2 separate regions of the Homo sapiens genome follow, and region 2 is linked to region 1. The links are chromatin loops, found by intact Hi-C in ENCODE. Cell type or tissue: B cell. All regions are shown on one strand. Links, peaks and the distances in the headings refer to the core of each region. The heading gives the core; the rest is flanking DNA. Region 1 holds the start of CFAP206 (cilia and flagella associated protein 206). Region 2 has its middle 16 kb from the start of ZNF292.

Region 1 (12,834 bases), core at 2,532-10,531:
TGGAATTCACTTTTAACACTCACAAAGGCCAATGGTTTTTTTTCATTTAGCATTTCTAACGTTGTATTCCTCAAAGTTGATTGCCAAAAATTAAATTGTTAAATTGATTAAACAATTAAATTCATTGTCAACCAAATGAAGCCCTTCTTAGCTGAAACACAGTATGAAATTTTTTAAGTATAAAAATAGGTAGTATACATTACCTCGATTCGTATAATTCATATCGAAGTAGACTTGCATCTTAATAGTGTCCAGGGATGGATTTTTAGTATCCAATAGCCGAGTCATACAAAGCTAGAAAAGAATGTCCCATGAATACTTCTAGTTATAGTTTTTGAGACAGTCAAGTATTTCCTAAAGTTATTTTCAAAAATAAAGGGAAAAGCAGTGGTTCCTGATATTGATTCACCAATAACCCCTTTTATTTTTTTTTTCTCCTTGAGGACTTCAGGCTTTATAGTTTATTTAACCAATAACTTTTTTTATTTTTATAGATTTAGGGGGTACAAGTGTCATTTTGTTACATGGATATATTGCGTGTAGTGGTGAAGCCTGGGCTTTTAGGGTAGCTAACACCTGAATAGTGGACATTGTACCCATTAAGTGATTTCTTATCCCTCGCTCCCCTCTCACCCTCCCAAGTCTTCAATGTCTACTGTTCCACTCTCTATGTCCCTGGGTACATATTATTGAGCTCCCACTTATAAGTGAGAACATGTGGTATTTTACTTTCTGAGTTATTTCACTTAAGATAGTAGCCTCCAGTTCCATCCATGTTGCCACAAGACATGATTTCATTATTTTTTATGGCTCAATAAAACTCCATTGTGTGTATGTGTGTATACATTTTCTTTATCCAATCATCTGTTGATGGACACTTAGGTTGATTCCATATCTTTACTACCAATAACATTTGTTAAGTAATAAGTTATTTCCCTTGAGTTAACCAATAATCATCATGCCAGGTGGCTAGTAGTCTAGTTGAAGGCAAGAAACCTGATGTTTTGGTTAGTTTGAGCAGTCTAAATGTGGGTAAATGTTCCACAAAGCTTATATTCCAGTCTAAAACTCTTCTAGAGTTCCTCATTACTATTTATTTGTGCCTTGAACAACACTCCTCATTTTATTTTATAAAAAGCTGCTGCAGCTGGTGCAGTGGCTCACACCCGTAATCCCAGCATTTTGGGAGGCAGAGGTGGGCAGATCACCCGATGTCAGGAGTTCGAGACCAGCCTGGTCAACATGGTGAAACCCGTCTCTACTAAAAATACAACAATTAGCCAGGCATGGTGGCACACACCTGTAGTCCCAGCTACTCGGGAGGCTGAGACAGGAGAATCGCTTGAGAACCCGGGAGGTGGACATGGCAATGAGCCAAGATCATGCCACCGCACCCCAGCTTGGGGGACAGAGCGAGACTCTGTCTCAAAAAATAAAATATAATTAAATTAAATTAAATTAAAATTAAAAAGCTGCTGCAACCACCCCCCTCTCTTCACAAAATTTCTCTGGTTCTACCCTTGATATTTCTTCTCCTGGTCTGTTTTCTCCTATGAGCCCCCACATAGATGGCTCATTCCCCTTCTCTGCCTTGCCTCTTTATATTGAATATCAACCTCAGTTTTTCTTTCCTTCTCTCATCTCTACTGGTCACCTCCCTCCCCCACTTCCTTCACTGCTCACTCTGTAGGCTGAATATACTGCAGCTGGCAGGCACTTGGCAGCATCACTCTCAACCCATCTCCCTGAGCACCAGCCCTGCTTTCCTGGGAGGAGGGAGGGGAGAATGCAAGACTGAGGATTGGACACTATGTCTTTGCAGAAGCCTGTGCACCTGGATCCCTCCACATACAGAAGTACTGTTCTAAAATGCACACTTAAAAAAATAGCTCATCCACATGATTTTTAGTTGAGAAAAAAATTGTCACTTGAATATAACATATGTTGTTAGTTTATGTACCTGTCGTACTAAAAGTATATTGGCTTGATTCTTTCCAACTTAGTTGAGTTGGGGAATTGGGGGGAATGGAAAACTCTTCTTGGGTCATGACAAGGAGAACAACTTATTTTCTGCCCCTCCTGGATTCTCTTCCACGGCTTTCCAATAAAATTTCTGACTGCCACAATCACTTCCCCTATTGCTAAGAACAAGCTTTATACCATCTTTTCTCTGCATCCTCACCAATATCTGTTATGTTTTTACTTTTTAAAGATATTCTAACTGGTGTAAGATTGTATCTCATTGTCAGAATAGAAAATCCAGACACAAAGCCACATACCTGCAGTCAGGTGATCTTTGACAAAGTCAACAGAAACATACACTGGAGAAATGACATCCTATTCAATAAATGGTGCTGGGAAAATTGGATTACCATATGCAGAAGAATGAAACCCATCCCAATGTCTCACCATATACAAAAATTAACAACTCAAGATTGATTAAAGACTTAAATGTAAGACCTGAAACTATAAAAATAACAGAAAAAAACCTAGGGGGCTGGGCATTGGCCTACGCAAAGAATTCATGACTTAAAAGTAAATGCAACAGAAATAGACAAATTGGATTTAAATAAACTAAAAAGCTTCTACACATCAAAATGAATAATCAACAGAGTGAAAAGACAGCCTGCAGAATGGGAGAAAATATGTACAAACTATGCATCTGACAAAGGACTAATATTCAGGATCTACGAGGAACTCAAACAACTCGACAACAACAAATAACCCCATTATAAAGTGGGCAAAGGCCATGAATAGATATTTTTCAAAAGAAGACATACAAATCGCCAAAAAGCATGAAAAAAATGCTCAACATCACTCAGCATTAGAGAAATGCAAATTAATTTAGTTCTATTTAACTTCACAGTATATGACGAACTAGTTAATGTTTGCAATGTAAGACATTAGTAACAAGGTTTCACTAAAATACTGTAGCAGATGCTGCTACCTGCCCAATTTCCCTGCCCTTCCTTCCTTACTAACAGAGCCTCAATTTGGATTGGGGCAAGGATTTATTCATCTAAGAAAGAAAAAAGAAGTGAAATGTCCCTGGGTCACTTACAATATCATTCTGGTCAATAAATGTTAAGTAGATGGGAGGGATTCTGGGAAAATTATTATTTTCTGGATAGAAGGTGATAGACCCAATTGGCACACATATTTTGCCCTTTGTCTTTCCCCCTTCTTTCTGCCTAGAGGCAGGGTAGCTATCTTTTGACCACCAGATGACCATATTGCAAGGATGGTGTGCCCCAGGAAGCCAGGAAGAATGGTCTATGTCTCTCCAGATTTTGTGTTATGAGAAAAATATCTCGTGTATACTACTATTTTGTGGGCTTTTGTTTCATGCAGCTGAAGGCAATAATGACTAATACAAATATTGTATTTACAACTGAGAATAAGTAATTGCAAATTTGAGGACTGTTGGGTAATCACCTTAACAAGATTCTGCACATCACTTTTCATGAGGGTTCTATCCATGTTAAAGCCATTACTTGGATCCAGGACAACAGCTTTCACCTAGAAAAAAGTAGGAACGAGTCCATTAACTAGGAAAGAATCCATTAAGCAATTTTATTTCATATTATTAGCTTAATATGTTTCCATTTTTTAAACAACTACCTCTTGATTACGTTGGGGTTGGTTTTCCAACTATTCTTCTTATTACTGAACTCATCAGTACCCTTGTTAGAGGTTGAAAAAAGGAAGCAACAAACATCAAACTTGAATATGGTGCTAGAAAAGTTATATGGGGAAATAAGTTGAAAGCAATGGCTAGGTTTTCAATTGGGAAACTATGGCATATTTTATTGTATTTTTATTGTGTATTGTTAACCAAAAGCAAGAACAGAGAAACCACAGCAATGAGTAATTTTTAACAACGGCAAACAAAAATACACGTCAAAAAATTCCCACACAGGAGAACATTATTGATGTTTCCAAAACTCATCAAGGTCTTCTAAATGTCTCTATAAATCTAGAACTCACATGCTCTATAAACTTTTTAAAAATGTTTTCACAAATTTGTCCAATTATCTCGTTATGCTTCAACTGAAAAACATTTATGAAAGCCTCACAGAATTTAAAGGGGAAAATGGACACCACATCTTAAAAAACCTCTTAATAAAACAGTAATCACAAAAATATTTCTTCTTACCATAAAAGCAATCAGAGTTTCAGAAACAATCTCTCCATGGGCTGCACATTCTTGTCCTATTTCTCGTATAATACTCCTTATAACACTTTCGGCCTGAGTTGGAGGCATTCTGGCTAAATAAAACAACAATTTTTTTTAAAAAAACCGTGGTTTTATGCAAATTTATTTTTTTCCTCTTTTGATTTCTGCAATATTGTATTTGTAAACAGTCATAATATCATCTATTAGCTTATTAGCATTTTTATTAGTATCTAGGCCTCTCCTGTTTTTCATTATTTTTAAAAATGAAGGACTTTATTGAAGACAGACAACGATTGGGATTTCAAATAATTGAAACATTTGATAAATAACATTTTCAATTATTTAAATTATGGTCACTAAACATATATTCCTATCATGATATTCTTAATTAAAAAAAAAAAAAAAGGCTAAGCAGGCTGGGCGCGATGGCTCACGCCTGTAATCCCAGCACTTTGGGAGGCCAAGGCAGGCAGATCACCTGAGGTCGGGAGTTCGAGACCAGCCTGACCAACTCAGAGAAACCCCGTCTCTACTAAAAATACAAAATTAGCCGGGAGTGGTGGCACACGCCTGTAATCCCAGCTACTTGGGAGGCTGAGGCAGGAGAATCGTTTGAACCCGGGAGGCGGAGGTTGCGGTGCCATTGCACTCCAGCCTGGGCAACAAGAGCGAAACTGTGTCTCAGGAAAAAAAAAAAAAGGCTAAGCAGTATTTGTAGGGGAGGGAGGTAAAATTAATGAGAAACCCAAGAGTACAGCTTTAAAAGGAGAAATGCTTATTCCACCACATTCATTAAATGACCCTTCAGAACTGTACTAGAATCTTGGAAAACAATTCTTGCTCAGATCATTAAAATGATCTTTTCCGCACATCTAAAATAGAGTTCAGACTCTCGATAAAAAAAAGCATTTACTATAAGGAAAAAGTGGTAGGTTTTGATCGAGTTTTCTGATTTTCCTGAATATCAGTAACTAAGCACAATGGAAGTTGGCATGTAGAGTATAACAAAGGCAATATCAGGTAGATAAAGCCAACTCCTCAGCATTATTAGCTTTCCAATGGATGAGTACGAAGCACTAGGCATTTTGTCCAGTGAAACCAGATTGCCTGGATTCCATGGTGACCCGACCACTGTCCAGCTGTGAGACCTTGGGCACTTGCTTCACTTCTTTCCAGAGGTGTGAGGACTAAATTAGTCCTGTTTTTAGTGGTTACAACAGTGCGCGGCTTAAGGGAATCGCTTAAAACAGCTTATAATCAGTACTCCAAGATCACAGGCAGCGCATGCGCAAGTGCCAGTCAGTGGGAGAGTCCGTCGCGCTCCGGATCTGTGTGCGCGCTCCGGATCTGTGTGCGCGCTCCGGATCTGTGTGCGCGCTCCGGATCTGTGTGCGCGCTCCGGATCTGTGTGCGCGCTCCGGATCTGTGTGCGCGCTCCGGATCTGTGTGCGCGCTCCGGATCTGTGTGCGCATGCGCGCCGCTGCCGGGTCGCTAGGGACGCGGCTCAGCACCTTCCCTGCACCCACCCTCCAATTACTAAGTCTCCCGAGGTCCGGCTTCTGGGGTAGCCAGTGGAGCGAAACAGAAGCGGGAGGCCTCAGGCACCCGCGCAAAGGCTAGAGGGCAGCCCTGCAGCCCTGGGGTGGCGCCTCCGGCAGGAATGGACCGCTGTTCCAGCTCTGCGGCGGCGCAGCCTAAAGGATCGAGACTGAGAGCTAAGTCTCGACGAGGCAGGACGCGGTCCTCCAGCCGCCCGAGCTCCGCCAGCCGCCCCAAGCTCGCCGCCTGGCGGGGTACGCCTCCGGGTCAAGGGCGCGGAGCCCCGAGTAGGCTGACCTGGATCGGAATCGACAGCAGGAGCCGTGTCTGTCTGCTTCTGTCCTGGGGCCCTCACCGCGACGGTCGGAGCAGTTGGGCGCTCGCAGCCACCGCCGCGTAACCATGGAGATGGAAGGCTCCGGACCAGAGGGGGCGGGGCCAGGTGGGGGTGGGGCGGGGTCCCACTTTGAGGGTCTTTCCCCCAAAAGATGGGCTGGAAAAACTTTAAAAACAAAGGAATTTCAGGCAGAGACATCTTAACCTCCGTGGTTAAGACTGTGAAACACAAGTTCTCGTAAATAAGGATATTAACTTGCTAGCGTGGGAATGATGAGGCGGCTTTGAAAGCGGGGTGGGGGAGAGGGAGGAGCCAGTTGGAGAGGCTGGGAAAACGGAAGGGCTGTATCCTGGGCAAATAGAGTTCTTGTAAAAGTATCTAGTTTTAAAAAACAAAAGTAAAAAGTATCGAGGTTTTATTTCATGTCCCGTTGTTCAAAGGAAGTCTGTAACAGAACGCTCCAAGATGCCCGAAGAGAAAACTGCTCATTCAAGAAGCACATGATAAGAACACATTAGTGTCCGAGTCAAAATAATGAGGTTTTATCCCTTAACGATAATATCGTTAGGCCCACCTTCAGACGTGAAAGTGTGAAAAAGGATTAAATACTCATTAGAAGGAGAGCATCAAACAACAAGGTTTTATTTTTAAACAGTAATTTTTCTCAAACTGCAAACAAATATGCAGAATATGCTTTGCTTAAGGACATTCCCTGATTACTAGGAAATGAATCAACACAAAAACTCAAGAATATACATCATAATATAACACAATTTTATTTCCGCCTTCTAGAAAATGTTCCCGGAATGTGGAAGAAGCTTGTGTAAAAATAGATGTTCAGAGTAACAAGATTTATAATAGCACAGCCTTAGAAATCTAAACACGTTATTTAAGTAAAATATCAGGCAGGTATTTAAAATTATGTTAACAAAAACCTTGTGTTTGTCTTATATTTGTTAAAAGCCAAATGCGAAATTTTTATATAATATGACTTAAACTATATTGACATACATATAATGCACAAAAAGTGTAGGTCAGTTTTTCAAAATCACAGCAAGCAATTAGATCTAAGGATGGAATTATAGGTAAATTACTTTTATTTCTTTATACTTTTCTGTTTTTTCTAGATTTTTCCATAATGAGTATATATTGTCTTATGATCTATAAAACAAAATTTAAAAATACAAGGGAGATGAGACTGGCTATTTGTAGAGAATGAACCCAATTTAGATATACAAATATACTGTAAGTATACAAGGTAAAGCAACCAAAGGACGGTGAGATAGCAAAATTTTAACAGTGGTTGTAACTTTGTAATGGCTTATGGCTGATTTGTCTTCTTTATACTTTAAGATAGCTACCAAAATGTCTTCCATGAGCATATATTATATATTAGAATATTAAATATCTTTTAAGATGGTAAGAATAATACCATCATATTAAGTATAGTTTTAAACTAATGGGCAAATCCTGGCACAAATACTCCCTGAAGTATGTTTGATACTGTTAATTCCTACTTAATGTCAATGTTTTCTTCTCTTTCTGTTACTAATTTAACCCTGTGTTGGGAATGACAGTGTTCTCTTTTAAAAAAAAAAATCTCTCAACCTCTTTCTCAGTGAGAGTGGCCTGTGACATGGTCTAGCCAATGAGATGTAAGTGTAATCACTGGATGAGGTGTCAGGGAAAGCACTTCCATTTTATGTCTATTGCCTTTCCTTTTCTTTCTACTTGAAATGAGAATATGCTGGCTGAAGCTCCAGCAGCCTTGCTGTGAACATAAACATGAGGGTCACATCTTAAGGATGGTGGAACAAAAATGAAAAAGGAACCTGAGTTCCTGGTAACGTCATGGAACAGCCCTATCAGCTTCTTGACTGGCTATCTCCAGACTTTGCATGAGAGAAGATAAACTCCTATTTTATTAAGCTACTATTATTTGGGTTTTTTGCTACATTCAGCCAAACTGAATCCCTGACTGCTACAATGGGTATGACTTTGGAAGTATTATTTAGCGTTTTGTGCTACATTGAATTATTCTCCCTAATCCTTCATGCCTCTTAGCATCCACACCTTTGCCATGGACTTTGGTGGAGTATACTTCCCCAATCCTTGATTTTGAATTTAGCCATGTGACTTGCTTTGGCCAATAGGTTGTGGTGAAGCAACGGTGTGCCAAATCAGATCCAAGATCTTAAAGAGACCCCATATTTCTGCTTTCTCTCTTGTGCCTGTATCATTGCCATGAGAAGTACATACAAAGCAAGCTCTTTGGTCCCAGAATCACATGCATATGGCACAGAATTGCCTGAACCGATCTTTTAGTAAGATGCAGAGATGCCCAACTAGGGCCCAGCCTAGATCAGCCAAACTCCAGTCAACCTGTAGATGTGTGATAATGAATGAGTATTGTTTTAAACCGCTGAGTTTTTGAGTGGCTTATTATACAGTATAAGTGTGGAAAGAGTTCATTTATAAACCTTTCAGTGATTTAAATTTCTCATTTATAAAACAAAACAATGGTATCTATCTCGTGGAGTTGTGAGAGTAAAATGAGATAGCCGTCATGAAGCACTTAGCACAGCATCTGACATAGATAAAAGGATTCATAAATTTTAGAAACTAGTATTTTATGACCTTTATCATGGTTATTATTGACAACATCAACTATGACAATATATTTTATACTCCCATGGTTTATTGGACTTCTAGTCTTTGTAGAACTATTTGTTCCTAGTTTTAACACGGCAGCAATGGCATTTAATTAAAAAACACGGAGGAACCAGAGTGCATCCAGAGAATAAGAAAAATTTTGTCAGAATAAGATAGAGAGAACTGGATATATTTACCTTGAGAAAAAGAAGGCATGAGAACTCTTCTCAGTTTTGTTAAAAGAGAAACCAAGTTTTATGTTGTTTCAAAACACCAGATTACAAATCTACATAAAACAGTCTTAAAATAGAATTGTGATGGAAGTCATCCTAGAAGAAGTGAAACCCATTTTATCAAATGTTTTTTATCTAAAAGCTAAAAGATTGCCTTTAAGAATATTGTAGAATTAATTTCTTCTGATTAAGTATCTTTAATATGTCACAAACTGTTCAACATTTAAAGAGAGAATTATATATTTTTCCTTTTCCTCAGGCTTTAAGAAGTTTTAAGCTCAAATGAGTTGAGCTTCTTAGCATGTTTAATAATTTTTTATTGAGCCGGGCACGGTGGCTCACGCCTGTAATCCCAGCACTTCGGGAGGCCAAGGTGGGTGGATCGCCTGAGGTCAGGAGTTTGAGACCAACCTGGCCAACATAGTTAAACGCCGTCTCCACTAAAAATACAAAAAATTAGCTGGGCACGGTGGCGGGCGCCTGTAATCCCAGCTGCTCGGGAGGCTGAGGCAGGAGAATTGCTTGAAGCTGGGAGGCGGAGGTTACAGTGAGCCGAGAGATCGCTCCATTGCACTCCAGCTTGGGCAACAAGAGCGAAACTCCGTCTCAAAAACAAACAACAACAACAAAAAATAATAATAATTTTTTATTGAATACTGGACGTTGTGAATTGCATCCTTGTTCAGTGTCTGAATTGTCCCCCTTTAGGAAGGGTTGTGCTGTTTTTTTCAGCCAGTTATTTGTGGATGAGTTTGATTCATTTGTGGACTGTTTTTAAGCTTTATTAGGGTAGGTCTAGAGTAGTCTTCATTCCAGAAATAATTTGACCTTACTACTAATTAATAACTGCTCAGAGGTCTTCAATGAATTCCTTGGTTTTCACTGAGGACTCTTCACTCTGGCTGGTCAGAGCTCAAATGTCTTCTCATCCTCTGTGAGCTCTAAGAATTATTTAGCTTATACTCCCTGGTCATTCTGTGCTCGACTGTGTGGATTGTCAATCCATACATGAACAGCCAAGTACTTAGCAAAGTCTCAGATTTATGAATTCTATTTATTTATTTGTATAGCTTCATCCCTTCCAAAACTTTGCCCTTCAATTTCCACATCTGTGAACTCTGATCTCTGTCTCCTCAACTCAATAAAGTCCCTAGGCAGTGGGTTTACCTTTCTATGCCCAGGATCTGGAAACTGCCTCCAGGCAGAAATTTGGGGGCAATAATAGCAAACAGTTGTTTTATATATTTTGCCCAGTTTTCTAGTTGTTTGTGGTAGGAAGTTAAGTCCAGTCCTTGTTATTCCATCATGGTCAGAAGTGGAACCTTGGGTAACCTTGGAGAGAGGCTAATAGGAAATAACCATCTGGGAGGGTAGAAGAGTGGGTGGGCTTACTAGAAACTTTCAGTAACTTTCAGTAATTACTGAGAAGTAATGAATGTGCATCTGAGTGTCAGGATCATGAATTTAAAGTGAAAGCATTTTGCCATGTTAAGTGATTTTCTTTGGAAATTATTCAGCAGCTCAGGAGCAAGCATGATCTTGAAGAATGGTTGGCTTGACCAGGAACTAGCGTATTGCCAGACTAGCATTATCATGCTAGACCATGCATTTAAACCAATGTAGAGCAACAAAAGCAATTTACTAGTTTTTTTGTTTGTTTGTTTGTTGTGAGACAGAGTCTCACTCTGTCACCCAGGCTAGCATGCAGTGGCACAATCTCAGCTCACTGCAACCTCCACCTCCTAGGTTCAAGTGATTCTCTTGCCTCAGCCTCCTGAGTAGCTGGGACTAAAGGCATGTGCCACCATGCCCAGCTAATTTTTGTATTTTTTGTAGAGACAGGGTTTCACCATGTTGGCCAGGCTGGTCTTGAACTCCTAACCTCAAGTGATCTGCCCGCCTTGGCCTCCCAAAGTGCTGGGATTACAGGCATGAGCCACCGGCCCAGCCAGCAGTTCTTTAGATATTGTGAAGATCTAAGCTAAATTTTTCAGTTGCTAACAAAGATAGATAATTAACATTTGAAAGAGTACTTTGGAGCTTACAAAGCTATTTCACAGATAGATAACTCATCTGTTCCTTAAAACAGCCTCATGAGAGTGAACATTATTATTTCACTTTACAGATATAGAAATCAATATTCAGAGAGCAAGAGACTAGTCTAAGACTGCAAAGCTACTAAGTTACGGAGCCATCTTAAGTCTTATTGCTCTTATAAGTACTTAAAATGAGGGGAATTCTTTTAAGCTTCTGAAAATTCTAGACTCTTTTTCCCAAAAAATTCATAGAGCCCCTAATTTTATATATAATTTCAGATAATATACAGATTCCCTGAAGTTCATGCAAGTGGCAGTGTACTCTTGGTTTAAAATTTCTAATTTTTTCAGCACTGTAAGACAGGGTGGGAAAAAAAAATTTCTAGTTTTTAACTTGCATCTAGATAGTAGTTACATGGCTATTCACTTTATAATTTTTTAACTGTATAGATATATACATATATACACATATACATACATATATGTACATATATACACATACACGTATGTATATGTACATATATACACATATACACATACACGTATGTATATGTACATATATACACATATACACATACGTATATATACATATGTATTTATACACATATGTATATATGTATATATAAATATATATGTTACACTGACTTTTCTGTATATGTTTTATAATAAAAAATAAAGGCTCAATAATATAGAACTTCTCTACTTTTAGTTGTGCTTTGTGGATGTTAAGCATTAAAACAGAGCTGTATTCCTAAAAAATCCTCAAAAGTTAAAAAAATATATATTGTGTTATTCACTTTGTTTTCATTGTCTTTCTCCATTATTATCCATGTGCTTCACAACAGCTCTCCTTTTTTAAAAAAAACACAACCTGTATATTACATGTAGGGCATCGATTTTGAAACTGTGAAAGTCAGAGTCCTGGAATTAGCTGACAATCTCCTTTTCCAGTTTATCTTTCCTTCTCCACAAAAAGGCTTGATAACGGAGAGGGAAGTTGAGATTTCAGGTCAATAATGAGAAAGAAATTATGGAACAAGTAAGACAATGCAAGTCACCCTTATTTCCGTTTCTCTTAGGATAAGCATGAGCTATTTTCTTGTACTTTCCCATATCCTTTTAGTCAGGAGGATCACAAGATTATTCCTTAACCATCTTCTTCATGGAGATTCTTTTTCAAATGTTATTTACATGGGCACAGATACAAAAAGGCAGAAAAAAAAGCAGATAGTTTCGTTTCCTGATACAAACATAGCATAGCTTCTTGAGTTCAAGGGTCCTGTCTAACCCTTAAAAATCTACTTTTCTTTGTAATTATCAAGAATATTTTGGCCGGGAGCTGTGGCTCACGCCTGTAATCCCAGCACTTCGGGAGGCTGAGGCGGGTGGATCACGAGGTCAGGAGATCGAGACCATCCTGGCTAACATGGTGAAACCCCGTCTCTACTAAAAATACAAAAAATTAGCTGGGCGTGGTGGCAGGCACCTGTAGTCCCAGCTACTCGGGAGGCTGAGGCAGGAGAACGGCGTGAACCCGGGAGGCGGAGCTTGCAGTGAGCCGAGATCGCGCCACTGCAGTCCAGCCTGGGCGAAAGAGCCAGACTCTGTCTCAAAAAAAAAAACAAAAAAAGAATCCTTTTCTTTTTTTCTTCTCTTTTTTAAGAGACAGATTCTTTCTCTGTTGCCCAGGCTGGAGTGCAGTGGTGTGATCATAGCTCACTGCAGCCTTGAACTCCTGGGCTCAAGGGATCCCCCTGCCTCAGCCTCCTGAGTAGCTGGGACTACATGTATGCACCACCACACCTGGTGAATTTTTAAATTTTTTTGTAGAGACAAAGTCTTGCTACATTGCTCAGGCC
Region 2 (12,834 bases), core at 2,387-10,386, 270 kb after region 1:
GAACATATTCATTTGAAGTTGTAAGGCTATAACTATGAAAACCAGCTTTATGACAAACTCAGCCTTTTGGAGAATTTTGCATCTTTCATATAATTAAGCTGTTTATATGGGAAGCAAAAGACTATTTTTTAAAGGGTAACTGACCACCATTACTTCCGTGTATAAGTTTTTTGCACTGAGAACTTTCACAATTACTCCAAATACGCTCCCTGCAAAGCATAATAAAAACAAAGCACATCATTCTGTTAAAGAGGTCTATATGTTAATACATTTGGCTTTGCAATATGCCATGCAGGATGCCTAGAGAGTTTGCAGTGAGCACCTTCATGAATTGAAGCCCAAGCTCATCATTTCTACCTCTGATTTCATAAGACCATTTTCTGTACATTTACTTTGGAAAATAACTTCCTGGTGAAACATTTACTACTGTGTTGTACAACTGTTAAGTTTCTATTTTGGGGGTATATCTTCAAAGACCCTTAAGACCTGAATTTGTGTTTTGTTTGCTCACGATATTGAGTGATTAATTTTCTCCTTGTTTTTGCCTATAGTAATATAATATGGTTCCTTTTTTTTATTATACTCTAAGTTCTAGGGTGCATGTGCACAACGTGCAGATTTGTTACATAGGTATACATGTGCCATGTTGGTTTGCTGCACCCATTAACTCGTCATTTACATTAGGTATTTCTCCTAAAGCTATCCCTCCCCCTGCCCTCCACCCCACAACAGGCCCCGGTGTGATGTTCTATGCCCTGTGTCCAGGTGTTCTCATTGCTCAATTCCCACCTATGAGTGAGAACATGTGGTCTTTGGCTTTCTGTCCTTGAGATAGTTTGCTCAGAATGATGGTTACCAGGTTCATCCATGTCCCTGCAACGGACATGAACTCATTCTTTTTATATGGCTGCATAGTATTCCGTGGTGTATATGTGCCACATTTTCTTAATCCAGTCTATCACTGATGGACATTTGGGTTGGTTCCAAGTTTTTCCTATTGTGAATAATGCTGCAATAAACATACATGTGCATGGTACTATAAAGTACCATGATTTATAATCCTTTGGGTATATATCCAGTAATGGGATGGCTGGGTCAAATAGTATTTCTAGTTCTACATCCCTGAGGAATCGCCACACTGTCTTTCACAATGGTTGAACTAGTTCACAGTCCCACCAACAGTGTAAAAGTGTTCCTATTTCTCCACATCCTCTCCAGCACCTGTTGTTTCCTGACTTTTTAACGATTGCCATTCTAACTGGTGTGAGATGGTATCTCATTGTGGTTTTGATTTGCATTTCTCTGATGGCCAGTGATGATGAGCGTTTTGTCGTGTGTCTTTTGACTACATAAATGTCTTCTTTTGAGAAGTGTCTGTTCATATCCTTTGCCCACTTTTTGATGGGGTTGTTTGTTTTTTTCTTGTAAATTTGTTTGAGTTCATTGTAGATTCTGGATATTAGCCCTTTGTCAGATGAGTAGGTTGCAAAAATTTTCTCCCATTTTGTAGGCTGCCTGTTCACTCTGATGGTAGTTTCTTTTGCTGTGCAGAAGCTCTTTAGTTTAATTAGATCCCATTTGTCAATTTTGTCTTTTGTTGCCATTGCTTTTGGTGTTTTAGACATGAAGTCCTTGCCCATGCCTATGGCCTGAATGGTTTTGCCTATGTTTTCTTCTAGGGTTTTTATGGTTTTAGGTATAACATTTAAGTCTTTAATCCATCTTGAATTGATTTTTGTATAAGGTGTAAGGAAGGGATCCAGTTTCAGCTTTCTACATATGGCTAGCCAGTTTTCCCAGCACCATTTATTAAACAGGGAATCGTTTCCCCATTTCTTGCTTTTGTCAGGTTTGTCAAAGATCAGATGGTTGTAGATGTGTGGTGTTATTTCTGAGGCCTCTGTTCTGTTCCATTGGTCTATATCTCTGTTTTGGTACCAGTACCATGCTGTTTTGGTTACTGTAGCCTTGTAGTATAGTTTGAAGTCAGGTAGTGTGGTGCCTCCAGCTTTGTTCTTTTGGTTTAGGATTGTATTGGCAATGCAGGCTCTTTTTTGGTTCCATATGAACTTTAAAGTAGTTTTTTCCAGTTCTGTGAAGAAAGTCATTGGTAGCTTGATGGGGATGACATTGAATCTATAAATTACCTTGGGCAGTATGGCCATTTTCACAAGATTGATTCTTCATATCCATGATCATGGGATGTTCTTCCATTTGTCTGTGTTCTCTTTTATTTTGCTGAGCAGTGGTTTGTAGTTCTCCTTGAAGAGGTCCTCCACATCCCTTGTAAGTTGTATTCCTAGGTATTTTATTCTCTTTGTAGCAATTGTGAATGGGAGTTCAATCATGATTTGGCTCTCTGTTTGTCTGTTATTGGTGTATAGGAATGCTTGTGATTTTTGCACATTGATTTTGTATCCTGAGACTTTGCTGAAGGAGATTTTGGGCTGAGACAATGGGGTTTTCTAGATATACAATCATGTCATCTGCAAACAGGCACAATCTGATTTCCTCTTTTCCTAATTGAATACCCTTTATTTCCTTCTCCTGCCTAATTGCCCTGGCCAGAACTTCCAACACTATGTTGACTAGGAGTGGTGAGAGAGGGCATCCTTGTCTTGTGCCACTTTTCAAAGGGAATGCCTCCAGTCTTTGCCCATTCAGTATGATACTGGCTGTGGGTCTGTCATAAATAGCTCTTATTATTTTGAGATACGTTCCATCAACACCTAGTTTATTGAGAGTTTTCAGCATGAAATAATCATGTGGTTTTTGTCGTTGGTTCTGTTTATGTGACAGATTATGTTTATTGATTTGCATATGTTGAATCAGCTCTGCATCCCAGGGATGAAGCCAACTTGATCGTGGTGGATAAGCTTTTTGATGTGCTGCTGGATTCAGTTTGCCAGTATTTTATTGAGGATTTTTGCATTGATATCCGTCAGGAATATCCATCTAAAATTCTCCTTTTTTGTTGTGTCTCTGCCAGGCTTTGGTATTAGGATGATGCTGGCCTCATTCTTTTTCTATTGGTGGGAATAGTTTCAGAAGGAATGGTACCAGCTCCTCTTTGTACCTCTGGTAGAATTTGGCTGTGAATCCATCTGGTCCTGGACTTTTTTTGGTTGGTAGGCTATTAATCATTCCCTCAATTTCAGAGCCTGTTTTTGGTCTATTCAGAGATTCAAATTCTTCCTGGTTTAGTCTTGGGAGGGTGTATGTGTCCAGGAATTTATCCATTTTCTCTAGATTTTCCAGTATATTTGTGTAGAGGTGTTTATAGTGTTCTCTGATGGTAGTTTGTATTTCTGTAGGATCGGTGGTGATATCCCCTCTATCATTTTTTATTGCATCTATTTGATTCTTCCTCTTTTCTTCTTTATTAGTCTTGCTAGCAGTCTATCAATTTTGTTGATGTTTTCAAAAAAACAGCTCCTGGATTCATTGATTCTTTTTGAACGGGGTTTTGTGTCTCTATCTTCTTCAGTTCTACTCTGATCTTAGTTATTTCTTGCCTTCTGCTAGCTTTTCAATGTGTTTCCTCTTGCTTCTCTAGTTCTTTTAATTGTGATGTTAGGGTGTCGATTTTAGATCTTTCCTGCTTTCTCTTGTGAGCATTTGGCGCTATAAATTTCCCTCTACACACTGCTTTAAATGTGTCCCAGAGATTCTCGTATGTTGTGTCTTTGTTCTCATTGGTTTCAAAGAACATGTTTATTTCTGCCTTCATTTCGTTATGTACCCAGTAGTCATTCAGGAGCAGGTTGTTCAGTTTCCATGTAGTTGAGCGGTTTTGAGTGAGTTTCTTAATCCTGAGTTCTAGTTTGATTGCACTGTAGTCTGAGAGACAGTTTGTTATAATTTCTTTCTTTTACATTTGCTGAAGAGTGCTTTACTTCCAACTATGTGGTCAATTTTGGAATAAGTGCGGTGTAGTGCTGAGAAGAATGTATATTCTGCTGATTTGGGGTGAAGAGGTCTGTAGATGTCTGTTAGGTCCACTTGGTGCCGAGCTGAGTTAAATTCCTGGATATCCTTGTTAACCTTCTGTCTCGTTGATATGTCTAATATTGACAGTGGGGTGTTAAAGTCTCCCACTATTATTATGTGGGAGTCTAAGTCTCTTTGTAGGTCTCTAAGGACTTGCCTTATGAGTCTAGGTGCTCCTGTATTGGGTGCGTATATATTTAGGATAGTTAGCTCTTCTTGTTGAATTGATCCCTTTGTCATTATATAATGGCCTTTTTTGTCTCTTTTGATCTTTGTTGGTTTAAAGTCTGTTTTATCAGAGACTAGGATTGCAACCCCTGCTTTTTTTTTGCTTTCTGTGTGCTTGGTAGATCTTCTTCCATCCCTTTATTTTGAGCCTATGTGTGTCTCTGCACGTGACATGGGTCTCCTGAATACAGCACACTGAGGAGTCTTGACTCTTTATCCAATTTGCCAGTCCGTGTCTTTTAATTGGGCATTTAGCCCATTTACATTTAAGGTTAATATTGTTATGTGTGAATTTGATCCTGTGATTATGATATTAGCTGGTTATTTTGCCCATTAGTTGAAGCAGTTTCTTCCTAGCATCGATGGTCTTTACACTTTGGCATGTTTTTGCAGTGGCTGGTACTGGTTGTTCCTTTCCATGTTTATTGCTTCCCTCAGGAGCTCTTGTAAGGCAGGCCTGGTGGTGACAAATCTCTCAGCATTTGCTTGTCTGTAAAGGATTTTCTTTCTTCTTCACTTATGAAGCTTAGTTTGGCTGGATATGAAATTCTGGGTTGAAAATTCTTTTCTTTAAGATTGTTGAATATTGGCCCCCACTCTCTTCTGGCTTGTAGAGTTTCTGCCAAGAGATCCACTGTTAGTCTGATGTTCTTTGCTTTGTGGGTAGCCTGACCTTTCTCTCTGGCTGCCCTTAACATTTTTTCCTTCATTTCAACCTTGGTGAATGTGACAACTATGTGTCTTGGGGCTGCTCTTCTCGAGGAGTATCTTTGTGGTGTTCTCCGCATTTCCTGAATTTGAATGTTGGCCTGCCTTGCTAGGTTGGGGAAATTCTCCTGTCTAATATCCTGAAGAGTGTTTTCCAACTTGGTTCCATTCTCCCCGTCACTTTCAGGTACACCAATCGAATGTAGATTTGGTCTTTTAACATAGTCCCATATTTCTTGGAGGCTTTGTTGATTTCTTTTTACTCTTTTTTCTCTAAACTTCTCCTCTCACTTTATTTCATTAATTTAATCTTCAATCACTGATACCCTTTCTTCCAGTTGATTGAATTGGTTATTGAAGCTTGTGCATGCATCACGTAGTTCTCATGCCATGGTTTTCAGCTCCATCAGGTAATTTAAGGTTTTCTCTACAGTGTTTATTCTAGTTAGCCATTCATCTAATCTGTTTTCAAGGTTTTTAGCTTCCTCCTGATGGGTTCGAACATCCTCCTTTAGCTCGGAGAAGTTTGTTATTACCGACCTTCTGAAGCCTACTTCTGTCAGCTCGTCAAAATCATTCTCCGTCCAGCTTTGTTCTGTTGCTGGTGAGGAGCTGCGATCCTTTGGAGGACAAGAGATGGTCTGGTTTTTAGAATTTTCAGCTTTTCTGCCCTGGTTTCTCCCCATCTTTCTGGTTTTATCTACCTTTGGTCTTTGATGCTTGACCTACAGATGGGGTTTTGGTGTGGATGTCCCTTTTGTTGATGTTGATGCTATTCCTTTCTGTTTGTTAGTTTTCTTTCTAAGAGTCAGGTCCTTCAGCTACAGGTCTGTTGGAGTTTGCTGGAGGTCCACTCCAGACCCTGTTTGCCTGGTTTTCACCAGCAGAGGTTGCAGAACAGCAAATATTGCAGAACAGCAAATATTGCTGCCTGATCCTTCCTCTGGAAGCTTTGTCCCAGAGGGGCACCTGTATGAGGTGTCAGTTGGCCCCTACTGGGAGGTGTTGCCCAGTTAGGCTACACGGGGGTCAGGGACCCACTTGAAGAGGCAGTCTATCCATTCTCAGAGCTCAAACACCATGCTGGGAGAACCACTGCTCTCTTCAGAGTTGTCAGACAGAGACGTTTAAGTCTGCAGAAGTTTCTGCTGCCTTTTGTTCAGCTATGCCCTGCCCCCAGAGGTGGGGTCTACAGAGGCAGCAGGCCTTGCAGAGCTGCGGTGGCGTCCGCCCAGTTCGAGCTTCCCTTGCCACTTTGTTTACCTACTCAAGCCTCAGCAATGGTGGACGCCCCTGCCCCTGCCAAGCTGCTGCCTGGCAGGTTGATCTCAGACTGCTGTGCTAGCAGTGAGCAAGGGTCCGTGGGTGTGGGACCCACCAAGCCAGGTGCAGGATATAATCTCCTGGTGTGCCGTTTGCTAAGACCATTGGAAAAGCTCAGTATTTGGGCAGGATTGTCCTGATTTTCCAGGTACAGTCTGTCACAGCTTCCCTTGGCCAGGAAAGGGAAATCCCCCAACCCCTTGCGCTTCTGGGGTGAAGGGATGCCCCACCCTGCTTCGGCTCACCCTCCATGGACTGCACCCACTGTCCAACCAGTCCCAATGAGATGAACCAGGTACCTCAGTTGGAAATGCAGAAATCTCCATCTTCTGCATCGATCACGCTGGGAGCTGCAGACCAGAGCTGTTCCTATTTGGCCATCTTGGAATGGAATCAATATGGTTCTATTATATTGGATCTTTGACCTCACTAGCAACTTCTTCAGGCTGTTAAGGTTTTTCTAAGTTTCTGCTGTCAATATTCTCATTTTACTTTCTACTTTGGCAATTTCATCCATCTTTATGGCTTTGATTTTATTCCTATGACTGTGACTCCAAATCGTATCTCAATTCCAGATCTGCTATCTGAATTTTTGCCTGATCAACAACTTCACATATCTAATCACCTGTTGGACAGCTCCACCTAGAGGTTTTGCCAGTGAATTTATCAAAGTCCCTTCCCACCCTTGCCCTCACTCAAGCTAAGCTTTCTCCTGACTTTCCTGTTTCTGTTCAGGGCACTACTATCTTTCCAAGTTTTAGGTACCAAGCCTTAAGTCCAGGTTTGACTCCTTTTCCTTTTCTTCATATGCCATCAGTTGTTCAGATTTGCCAATGAAATCTTTGTATCACTTCTCTTCCCCATTCCCAGTATCAACTCCAAGTGGTTCTCTGGATCTCTTCTAGGGAAAGTTTTCTTCATGTGTGTCTTTATCTTCTGGCTCTTCCTACCAAGACATTTTTTAAAGTTGAAATATATTTTAGTCCAAAAATAAGTCTGGGAGGATATGATAAATTACACTAAATACTGGAGTTACGTGGAAGTCCGATTAATGGTCCCCATAAATGTCTATATCCTAATCCCTAGAACCTATAAATATGTTAGCTTATATAGCAAAGGAGAATTAGTGTTGCAGTGGAATTAAGGCGATTATTCTGGAATATCTGTGTGCGTACAATGTAATCACAAGTATCCTTTAAATATGGCAGAGGTAGGCCATAGAGGAGGTCAGAATCATCCCATATCAGAAGGACTAGACCAACCATTGCTGGCTTTGCAGATGAAGTGCAGCCGCACACCAAGGAATACTGCAACCTCTAGAAACTGGAAAATGCAAGGAAATTTTCTCCTAGAGCCTCCAGAAGGAATGCAATTCTGCCAAAACCTTGATTTTAGCATAGTAAGACCCATTTGGGACTTCTGATCTCTCAAGCTATAGGATAAACCTGTATTGTTTTAAGTCACTAAGTTTGGAGAAATGTGTTACACCAGTCGTAGGAAAGTAATGTTAGTGCTAGTGTCATAAAAGGAAGGAAGATATTCTCTAAACTGGTTAATTTTAGTATAATTAGGAAACTTTAAAATGGACATATTTAAGGCAGATGTTAGAAAAATAAGAATAATTTGGGCTGGGCACGGTGGCTCACGTCTGTAATCCCAGCACGTTTGGGAGGCCGAGGCAGGTGGATCACCTGCGGTGAGGAGTTCGAGACCAGCCTGGCCAACATGGTGAAACCCTGTCTCCACTAAAAATGCAAAATTAGCTGGGCATGGTGGTACACGCCTGTAATCCCAGCTACTTGGGAAGCTGAGGCAGGAGGATCACTTGAACCGGGGAGGCAGAGGTTGCAGTGAGCTGAGATTGTGCTATCGCACTCCAGCCTGGGCAACAAGAGCAAAACTCTGTCTCAAAAAAAAAAAAAAAAAAAGAAAAGAAAAGAAAAGAAAAATAAGAATGATTTGATTCATATAATAATTTATCAAAATTAGCTGCTAATATGTTACTGCTGAAGGTAATTAAAGGATGCCACATGAAATAGACAAGAGATCCTTGATTCAGAGAATATTTCCAAATTTGTTGAGTGTCATATAGTTGGAAGGCAAATAAGCCTTTGTATCAAATTATTTATGCTTTGTTTCCCTTACTAAAACAAAACTTACTGGAATGATGTATATGCCCATCAGAGTGTGTTAAATTCAACCAACATAGCTGTATTCAGAATTTCAATATCACTAGCTGTATCAGAAAGTTCACCTGTATAACCAGCTTCCCCTGGGGAAGACTGCCTTCCTATGTAATTTGATTTCCATAGTTACATAGAATGAGAACCTGGCCTCTTGAAAACAAGGTATTGATCTGGTAAGAATCTACCTTATTCTTATTCATGAAAGCTGTTTTTAGTTGTAAGCATGTAAGGTTCTGAAAAATCACCCTATTTTAAAGGACTATTAACTAAGGTTTGGAGTGATGATTGTTACCCTAATTTGGCATCTAACTTTTTGTAGATTGCCATATATTCAAGTTGTGTCATATTCTGCAAAAATAATATTAGTCATAGAGAGGTCAAGAAGTTCTGGCCCATCAGGTACTTGGGAGGATGAGGTGAGTGGATCGTTTGATCCCAGGAGGTGGCAGCTGCAGTGAGTTGAGATTGAGCCATAGCACTCCAGCTTGGGGAACAGAGTGAGATCCTGTCTCAAAAAAAGAGGAAGAAGAAGAAGCAGGAGGAGGAGAAAGAGGAGAAAGAGGGGGAAGGAGGGGAGGAGGGGAGGAGGGGAAGGGGGAAGGAGGGGACGAGGGGAAGGAGAAGAAGGAGGAAGAGAAGGAGGAGGAGAGGAAGGAGGAGGAGGAAAGAAGCAGAAGGAGGTGGAGGAGGAGAAGGAGAAGAAGAAGGAGAAGAAGAGGAAGAAGAAGAAGAAAAAGAAGAAGAAGGAGGAGGAGGAATAAAGAAAGAAGAAAGAAGAAGAAAGAAGATGAAGATGAAGAAGGAGCAGAAAGAAGAAGTCATCCCTGGCCTTGAACAGAGGCCCTGACTTTTTATAAACTGCAAATTTCAAGTGGGCCTTATCCCCTTTTGGTTTGTTGGTCTTTCAACAAGATACCTCTAACTCTAATTTACATAAGAGTGGATAGGAGAAGCGGGGTTGGGTGGGGAGGATAGCTCTCTGAGAACTTTTATGGAGAGGTTAAAATAATTACAGAGTTTATGAGCCCATGAAGTTTACTGTTAGTCCTACAGAACTTTCAATTTCTTGCAGAGATTTCTTTCTAAACTGTAAAATTTCATTCTATGCAAATTGTTTAGTCCCTTCTTTTCTTTTCCTTTACCCTATTATCAAAACATTCCCTGGAAAGTTTCCTTTATGATCTCATATATGCATATATATATACAGCACTAGAATTTCGAATAATACTGAGTTCAATTCAACGAGGATAATGTATAAAAATAATTGCTGCATGTTTCTTTAAATCCAGAGAGAGTGCTTCTAGTAATGTTGATGTGGTACCATGTCAATATATGCAAGCATAATTCTTTGTTTAAAACTTAGCCATGAAATTCCTCCTGGCAGATGGGTTCCAGAACCCAAAGAAGTAGTGCAGTTTGGACTATGATGGGACGATAACAGAATAAGTACCCATATTAAAGAGGATTATACCATATAGAAAGAGCAGGAATTCCCAGGCACTCTGCAAATAAAGAAGCTGATATGTAAAAAGTTTGAAGTCCTGGTATGGCAATAGCTCATTTCTATCATCTCTGTATATTCCCTGTACATGGAGTTGCCTGATTTTCATTACCAGGATTTGTAATTACTAGTCAGATTCTTTTAATGTTTGGGCCCATCTACAGTTCCTAATATCAATTAATAGCATATTCTAATTCTGGTGTTATAATTGATTTAATAACTTGACATTCAAGTTTTTACCTTTTCTCATTTTGGTTTCTTGACTTGGATGCAGTCAATTGTAATCAGATAACCAAATGCAACTTCATGTTTCATGCAGCTTTTTCTAAAGATATTAGTTTGGTACTGCTTTCCAGGAAAGAAAACTCCCTACTTTGAACTCTTTTATAAAGTGAAGGTTTTCTGTGTAAAAATCACACAAAATCCAAATTAGCTTGCTGTACTATAATACCAGAGGCAGAGTGAACATGGGAGAAACGGTTCTAAATGTTCATATTCTAGCAATATGCAATAAATAACTTTTTTCTGTATATTTCCTTGAATATTTTAGTCAATCGATATTGAGAATTGTATTTTTTCTCAGTAAAATAAACCAAAGCCTCTAAAAAATATTTCCCAAAAATACAAAATCAAGGATGAACTGAAACTCAATTTTAGTACGTGCTGTATTAGGTCCTTCGGGTTTTCGATCGATGATAAACATATGTATATTATTTGTTAAATGTCTATTGATTTCAGCCTTATGTTAAGAATCATTGCTTAGTGTAAAAATAATAGGTGTTAAATTATTTTTAATTTAAATAATTTAAAATGAAATGAATACAAATGAAAATGGTAAAATGGTAAAATAAAATAAAAATGGCAAAATGAAAAATAAATATAATATTTCTTTTTAAAAATATTAATAAGAATATAATGAATGTAATAAATTCCTCTTGTAACATAGTTGACTAGCGATAAGAAGAATGTAGGAAATATTAGGAGAAGAATGTAACATTAACCACTTTCTAATACAAAGCCTTATAACATATATCTTCAGCAGCTAAATTTACTTTCCTCCAGCTCTTCATATATAGATACTTTTCATTCACACAAATCTTTGTATTATTTACAACTAATTTATGGTATTGTGATGATGGAGAATTTAGCAAGAAAATATTAACTTCCTTCTCTAAATCTCCCCTGAGATTAACGACTTGCAAATAGATTCTTTGTCAGAGATGCAGTCTCCATTTTTTAACACCAAGATAACAGCTCCTTACACAGCTATCCTCCTACTTGATCAGGGACAAAATGTCACTTTTGCTGAAAGCAAACCACTGCTTTGACAGCAATCAAATGATCAAAATTTCACTTTACAGATATAAATTGTCGATGGATTTTTGTAGAAAAAAGTTGTGAGTTATGAATGAAGGAAAACTGAAGGAATTTAGGACAAACAATTTTGTGACTCATTCAAAAATAAGGATTTAAATGTATTGCTAAATCCTGTTTGTCAGAAGTATTATTTTAATAAATCCTTCAATAATTTTTAGAATACCTTTGACATTGAACCAAATTGCCATAATCTGTGACTGCACGATGTTTCCAAATACAGTCAGACCTCTGCATCTGTGAATCCCACATGTGTAGATTCAACCAACCATGGATTGAAAATATTTTTTTAAAAAAAGAATGGTTGTGTCTGTACTGAATATGTACAGACTTTTTTCTTGTTATCATTCCTTAAACAACACAACCATTTACACGGCATTTACATTGTATTAGGTATTATAATTAATCTATAGATAATTTAAAATATCCTGGAGGATATGCATAGGTTATATGGAAATACTACACTATTTTATTTTTTAATTAAAAATATATTTAAAAAATTTTTATTAGAACAGAGGTCAATGTGCATACACCATTTCATATAATGGATGAGCATCTGTGGATTTTGGTATCCTCAGAGGTGGGGGGCTGTCCTGAACCCAATCCCCCAGGGATACTGAGACATGACCATATTGATGGATATGGTCCTTCTCCATTTTCTTTTGTTCCCTTAACCCTTGCCAGTAGTTAGGCCACCATTGCCCCAATGTTCATCACAACAGAACCAAAGAACCAAGGTAGCGACTTCCTGTTTTTGTTTGTGTGATTGTTAATATTGAGTGTCTATTTGATTGGATTGAATGATGCAAAGTACTGATCCTGGGTGTGTCATTGAAGGTGTTGACATGGAGATGAACATTTGAGTAAGTGGACTGGGAAAGGCAGACCCACCCTTAATCTGGGTGGGCACAATCTAATCAGTTGCCAGCATGGCCAGCATAAAAGCAAACAGAAGAACGTGAAAGACTAGACTGGCTTAGCCTACCAGCCTACATCTTTCTCATGTGCTGGATGCTTCCTGCTCTTGAACACTGGACTCCAAGTTCTTCAGCTTTGAGACTTGGATTGGCTTCTTTGCTCCTCAGTTTGTGGATGTCCTATTGTGGGACCTCACCTTGTAATCGTGTGAGTCAATACTCCTTAATAAACTCCCCTCTATGTATACATCTATCCTATTGGTTCTGTCCCTCTAGAGAACCCTGTCTAATACAGTTTGCTTTCTCGCTTGCTTTTTAAGTTCAAATGTTCAGGTCCAAGTATAATACAGAAAATATAGGCAGTATAACATTTGACAAAATACCTAAGTGAGTTCCACTCTGCCCCCATCTCCCTTCATTTTGTTAAAGAAATAAATTATTCAATGACACATGTTAAAGATGTTATTCAGGACCATCATGATAGGTATTGAGACCACGGCACTGGGATTTTGCAATGGAGACAGATTGGTCTCAACTCTAAAGACAGTATGGACAAGTGGGAATTTATAGCCAAGGAGCAGGATGGGGTCAGTGGATGAAAAATTAC

What was found. Peaks named below come from ENCODE experiments on the same cell type or tissue, not always from the same donor. Only the 100,000 strongest peaks of a DNase experiment are listed, where the experiment ranks them.
Region 2: a loop joins it to region 1, with 5 times the contacts of the local background. A loop is called at or near these places in 28 of 110 quality-filtered maps.

What each region holds. Positions count from the first base shown.
Region 1 is chr6:87,401,270-87,414,103 of GRCh38, reverse strand. CFAP206 (cilia and flagella associated protein 206) reads right to left here and starts at 6,132. Exons shown (of 13, transcript NM_001031743.3): 1 at 6,015-6,132; 2 at 4,157-4,269; 3 at 3,436-3,519; 4 at 204-294. The coding sequence starts at 4,264. In B cell, for the core only: no CTCF peak of the experiment used is centred there; a DNase peak (open chromatin) is centred at 5,783; H3K4me3 peaks cover 1,847 bases; H3K27ac peaks cover 1,614 bases; H3K27me3 peaks cover 723 bases.
Region 2 is chr6:87,133,493-87,146,326 of GRCh38, reverse strand. No RefSeq gene overlaps it. Among named protein-coding and RNA genes, the nearest start is that of ZNF292, 16 kb to the left of the region's middle. In B cell, for the core only: CTCF peaks have their summits at 6,685 and 6,893 (motif pointing left); a DNase peak (open chromatin) is centred at 6,886.